Regions from separate parts of the Homo sapiens genome. Here region 1 is linked to region 2. A link is an interaction called in ENCODE POLR2A ChIA-PET data of the cell type or tissue named here. Cell type or tissue: HCT116. All regions are shown on one strand. Links, peaks and the distances in the headings refer to the core of each region. The heading gives the core; the rest is flanking DNA. Region 1 overlaps CYTH4 (cytohesin 4). Region 2 overlaps TMPRSS6 (transmembrane serine protease 6).

Region 1 (2,904 bases), core at 232-2,731, 210 kb before region 2:
CCTTCTCTGTATTGTGAACTCCTACTCACCCTCCAAAGCCCAGATCAGATGCTCCTTCTCGGAATCTGAGTTTTCAAGCAGCATCAAGACTTACTAAGCACTCACTGTGGACCAGTTTTAAACACTTTCCCATTTAGTCTTCACAACCCTGTGAAGTTGGTACTATTATTATCCCCATTCTACGGATGAGGAAACTGGGGCACAGGAAGGTTTATTTATTTTTTTGTGAGACAGAGCCTCACTCTGTTGCCCAGGCTGGAGTGCAGTGGTGTGATCTTGTCTCACTACAACCTCCACCTCCCAGGTCCAGGTGATTCTCCTGCCTCAGCCTCCCGAGTAGCTGGGATTACAGGCGCCCGCCACCACGCCCGGCTAATTTTTGTATTTTGTGCATGTGTATGGCTTGCTTAAGGTCACACGGGGGTGAGCAGCAGAGCTGGGATTTGAACTGTATAGTCTGGCTCCAGAGTTTGTGCTTCAAACTGATAATTGGACTGCCTCTGCAGTTGTAAAAATGAGTACCAAAAACAGTACCCTAATTAGAAGCTAATAAGTCATAATAATTGGAATACATGCTAAGCAGTCTTATAAAATAAATAAAACATGCACTAATCCAAAAAGTAGGAGAATGACCATAATAAAGTAATAATGATTAGAATGATTAAATATGGGCATGATAGAATTCTAACTAAGAAGGCAGTATTTGCTATTTGCAAGGAACTAGGCCCTTTCCCAGGCGGTCCAGCTCAGCTCTGTGAGGCAGTACTATCATGAAGTCATTCTTGTTCCTTGCCTCCTCTTCTTTGCTCCCAACCCTTTGTTTGTGCTGTCAGCTATGTGGATCGCGACACCCCCAGCCACTGGGGCTGTGCCACCCTTGAGGGCCGGGACCCTGCCCCAGGACTACTCACCTGAGGGCCTGGACGAGGTTGAGGTTGGCGAACTCGTGGCAGTCCACGAAGGCCTGGAGGACCTGCAGGTTGATGGGATCCCTGGGGGAGGAGGCGGAAGGGAGGGTGGGACACACTTGGATACTTGCTGGCACCCACCTCCTGGAGGGGGTTGAGGTGGGGGAGGGAGAGGACAGAGACATCTGTCCTTCTGGGGTCCAGCTGCCATCTGGTGTGTTCACATCTGTCCCACCCATATCACACCCTGAGGGCACACCCTTGTCCTCCCATGCAGGAACACACACCTTCACGGCTCACCAGCGCTGGTCTGGCCTGGGAGGGGAGCCCTGGCTTTGGAGCGGCCTTGCCCTCAGTCCAGGCCTTCCTCATTTCCTGTAACTTCCCACCTGGTGACCTCGCGGAAGCCACTTGACCTTCCCAGCCCCAGCTTCCTCATCTGTACAAGGGAGAGAAGCTGACCTCCCCCATCTCCTCCCTCTCCCCAGCTCCTGAAGCAGGAAGGTGCCCTTCTCACCGTCTGCATCCCCTGCTCACCGCGGGAGGGAGGGGTGTCCTTGGGAGCTGGGGAGAGGGCTGTTGACTCTCTGGTCCAGCTTCACCCCTATCCACTCGCCCACCCCTCAGACCAGTCCTTTGCCCAGAGCGCTCCCACAGATCCCCACCTCCTCGCCCACAATATCCTTCCTCTCTCCTCCCGTCCAGTCTAGATTCTTGAGCCTGTTTCTGACCCCAGGGCCTTTTTACTTGCTACTCCTGGACCGCTCCTCCCCCAGATGTCTGTACTGCTCATGCCCTCACCTCTTTTACGTTTTGGTCAAATGTCACCTTCTCCATGAGACCCTTCCTGTCCACGCTATTCTAAATCACAGCCCCCAACCTATGGTCCCCAGCATGTCTTTCTTTCTTTGTTTTCTTTTCTTTTCTTTTTTTTTTTGAGACGGAGTCTCGTTCTCAATCTGTTGCCCAGGCTGGAGTGCAATGGCGTGATCTTGGCTCACTACAACCTCCGACTCCCAGGCTCAAGCGATTCCCCTGCTTCAGCCTCCTGAGTAACTGGGACTACAGGCACCTGCCACCACATCCGGCTAATTTTTGTATTTTTAGTAGAGACGGGGTTTCACCACGTTGGCTAGGCTGATCTGGAACTCCTGACCTCGCGATCTGCCTGCCTCGGCCTCCCAAAGTGCTGGGATTACAGGCATGAGCCCCGAGCCTGGCCGGTCCCCAGCATTTCTGACTTCCCTTCCCTGCTCGATTTGTATTCCACAGAGCTTATCATTCTCTAACATATTTTACAACTATTGAGACCTGTCTCTCCCACTAGCATGGACTTCCTGAGGACAAGAGTTTTGTCTGTCTTATTCACTGGTGTACACCCAGGGCTTAGGATGGTGCCTGGAACACAGTAGACCCTGAGCAACATTTATTTGTTGAATAAATGACTAAATGAATGAAGGCAGTCAGGCTTTGACTCAGAATCTGGAGGGGATGATCCGTGAGCCCCTCAAGCACTAGGAGTGATGACTTTGCTAACATAATTCATCCTCTCACCTGCACATCCACACACCTGTACACACCTGCACACCTTCATTTCCTGCCTCGCTAAGGCTCCACTCGTTCTTACCTCTCCCCCAGGTAGGTACCAATGGCTGTCTTGTTGAGGCCCTCGCCTTTATACAGGAACCGTGCAATGTCCTGGACGTCAGGGGTCAGCAGCTTGTGCTCAATGAAATACTGGATACCCTGGAGGGGGTACACAGAAGCCGTGAGCAGCTGCTGCATGGAAGCAGGCCTGGGAGGGGGAAGGGAGGAAGGAGCTTCCATGGCCAGAATCCTGGAGCCTGGCATTCTGGTGTTGGCACAGTCTGTTCTGGGAAGTTTTGACCCCTCTTTCATAGGAGCTGCCTTTGGGAGGTGATGAGTTCCCCATCACTGGAGGCATGCAAAGAAAGTCAGCTTTCCTGCCATGAACCAGGTTCATGCCAGGTACTCC
Region 2 (2,904 bases), core at 137-2,636:
CTGCCCAGCCCATCCTGCCTGGTGGAGGACCTTGAGGGACCTGGCTCCCCAGGGTCCCCTCCTTCTGGCTCACAGGAATCAGGGGCTGTGCCCCTCTCCCCGCTCCAGGTTGTTACCGCTACAGCTACGTGGGCCAGGGCCAGGTCCTCCGGCTGAAGGGGCCTGACCACCTGGCCTCCAGCTGCCTGTGGCACCTGCAGGGCCCCAAGGACCTCATGCTCAAACTCCGGCTGGAGTGGACGCTGGCAGAGTGCCGGGACCGACTGGCCATGTATGACGTGGCCGGGCCCCTGGAGAAGAGGCTCATCACCTCGTGAGTCCCTGGGAAGGAGGGCAGGAGGGAGGGCTGGAAAAGGGAGTGGTTGATGGGGGAGTTGAAAGTCACACACAGCATTCTTAGACAAGGGAGGGTAGGACCTTGGGCCTGGGTATCTGGGAGACAGGACGGCTAGCTTAGAGGGGATAGGGGAGAGGAGGCTGGAGATGGTTGTGTACTGGGGGCGCTTCCCCTCCGCGAGCCTCAGTTTCCCCATCTGTAACAAAGCCGTTGTTGTAGATGACTCCTGAAGTCAGCTCTGGGAGGCACCGTGGCTTGTTGGGATGTTTCAGAGTCTGGCTGCAGCCTGGACTTTCAACCTCTGGGCTCGTTCCTAAATCCTGACTGCTTCCTGGTAGAACACCCACCCTCTCTGCTTCCCAGGCTTCTGGTGGGGTTTAAATGAGATACTAGATTCCCCATGGGAGGGGATGTCTTCACTGCCGGGCCCTCGTGCCTAGACCAAACGCACAGTAGGTGTGCAGTATCTATTTTGAGTGAACGAATGAATGATGTAGGTGGTACTGCTTTGCAAGTTCTAGCAATGCATCAGAGCTCACGGATTAAATGTAAGAGCAGAGAGGCTTACTGGTGTGTGGGGCGGGGGTGTGGGGATGTGACGGGGAACCCCCTGTCTCCTAGCTGCGTGCCCTAAGGCAAGTTACTTTGCCTCTTAGAACCTGCTTACCTTGCCGGATCATTGGAGGATTTAAATCAGACTATCTGTGCCATGATCCTTACACATAGTGAGTGCCTAGCACTTACACGCTAGCCATTATTGTTATCATTATATATGCTCTAACTGGGACTGGGCCGCAAAAGGCATTGAGTGCCAGGAGCCATTTGGACTTTGATATTTGGTAAGTGGGGAGCTATTGAAAGTTCTTGAGCACAGAAGTAGGGCTTTAGGGCATAAGATATGGAGTGGAGTACAGAAGTGATCAGGATCAGAGGGCAGGTGGTTGGGGGTGGGGAGGAGGGACTGGAAATGGCCTTGACCTCTGGGAGCCTGGTCCTCCCACAGGATGGGGAGATGGGTGTTAGCCTACAAAGCACTGCAGGAGGTGGGGAAGATGCTCTGGGCTGGGCAGTTCTCAGCGATTGTTTATTGAGCACTTACTTTGTGCTGGGCGTCAGGCTGATGCCTCTTCTGTCTCACTTGGGCTGTGGCCAGCCTCCAGGCAGATGGGGATGGGACCAGTGTGTTCAGATCAAGCGCAGTCTTTGAATGTGAGCTGGCAGAGGTTCTTGCCACACCCCTCCCCCAGGGCCTCTCCAAGCTGCTCTCTCCTTGTCACCCCTCCTGCTGTCCTGCTGGGTGTGACCTCGATCTGCGGCATGTGCGTGGGCTGAGTTTCTGGAGGGCTCTGGGAAGTGCAGAGAAGCCAGACACCATCTGACTTCCAGGTCCAAAAAGGGTGGGGACACTTAGGGGTTTCCCCTGGGGCTTCTCCAGGTGCCTCTCAGCCTGGGAGGGGACCTGACTGCCAGGCCCAGCTCTGTTCCTACTCACTGTGGCTCCTGGTGGCTCTCTCATCCCAGACCCTTGGAGAAGCTCTAAAATGACAGGTCAGACAACATTTGGGGTTCTCAAGCTTGTACCCCAGACACCTGCTAGGGAATGGGGGTGAGGGGGACTTTGGTGGTGATGGGAAGACAGAGCAGGTGGCCCCTTGCTCAGTTTCAACCATGTGCTTTGATTCTGCGTTCCATATTTCATTTATAAGAAGGGCTCTGCCGCTAGGTAAATAAAATAAAACCCCCCAACAATGAAAGCTAAAGCCCCCATTAAAGGTGACCTCCAGGTCTCTTCCATCCTAATATCGTATCTCCCACCTCCCAGGGAAGATGAGCCGGTAAGGCCAAAAAGGACGTGGCTGTATGGGAGGGTGGGGGGCACCGGTGTGGTTGGGGAGACTTGGGTGCTGCAGCAGGAAGATCAAGCTGGAATGGTAGGAAGAAGGGACGAGGGCCTGGGGGGTGAGGGGGGTGGTGCCTGCTACTGGAGGCCACCTCCCTCCCCTGGCAAGAGGCCAGGGGAAATGCCCCATCCCCGGACCCTGGGCACCAAGACCCTCCCAGGGAGACCCTTGGGGTTATGCCCACCATGCCTCCAGCTGGCTGCAGGCTGCTTGGGTGCCATGTGTAGCGATTTTGAGGCTGTGCTTGGAGGAGCTCAGGTACTCGCTTGCCAAGGTGCCTGAAATCCCTCCAGCAGCACCCCTTCCTCCTGTCAAGGCCCAGGTGCCCACGCACAGTCTGCAGGCAGGGAGGCTATTGGGTTGCCCATTCAGAGGGAGGTGGGGCCGTTAGTTTCTTATAAATTGACCCATCAGATGCGCTGGACTCCAGAGAGTGTTGCCATTGACACTGGGAAGTTTGGGGGAGGTTGGTGAGAGGGTGAAGGGGAGCTGGGGAACCCCTGTCTGAGACAGGCAGACCAGGGGCACCTACATATGTGGGAGGGTACCAGCCATCACAGACAGTGCCTAGCGCAGGCCTATCTCTGCCATGGACTGCCGGTAGGGCCTCAGTTTCCCTATCTGGAAATCAAGCAGCTGACCCCAACAGTGTCACCAGTCTTTTCA

What was found. Peaks named below come from ENCODE experiments on the same cell type or tissue, not always from the same donor. Only the 100,000 strongest peaks of a DNase experiment are listed, where the experiment ranks them.
Region 1: POLR2A ChIA-PET joins it to region 2 with 6 read pairs; 2 of 35 experiments call an interaction of 5 or more read pairs at or near these places.

Annotation. Positions count from the first base shown.
Region 1 is chr22:37,297,314-37,300,217 of GRCh38, reverse strand. It overlaps CYTH4 (cytohesin 4), which reads right to left. Exons shown (of 13, transcript NM_013385.5): 5 at 2,536-2,654; 6 at 912-992. Among named protein-coding and RNA genes, the nearest start is that of CYTH4, 16 kb to the right of the region's middle. In HCT116, for the core only: no CTCF peak of the experiment used is centred there; no DNase peak of the experiment used is centred there.
Region 2 is chr22:37,086,987-37,089,890 of GRCh38, reverse strand. It overlaps TMPRSS6 (transmembrane serine protease 6), which reads left to right. Exons shown (of 18, transcript NM_001374504.1): 7 at 109-313. Among named protein-coding and RNA genes, the nearest start is that of TMPRSS6, 21 kb to the left of the region's middle. RefSeq lists an enhancer at 792-1,991. In HCT116, for the core only: no CTCF peak of the experiment used is centred there; a DNase peak (open chromatin) is centred at 1,570; H3K4me3 peaks cover 823 bases.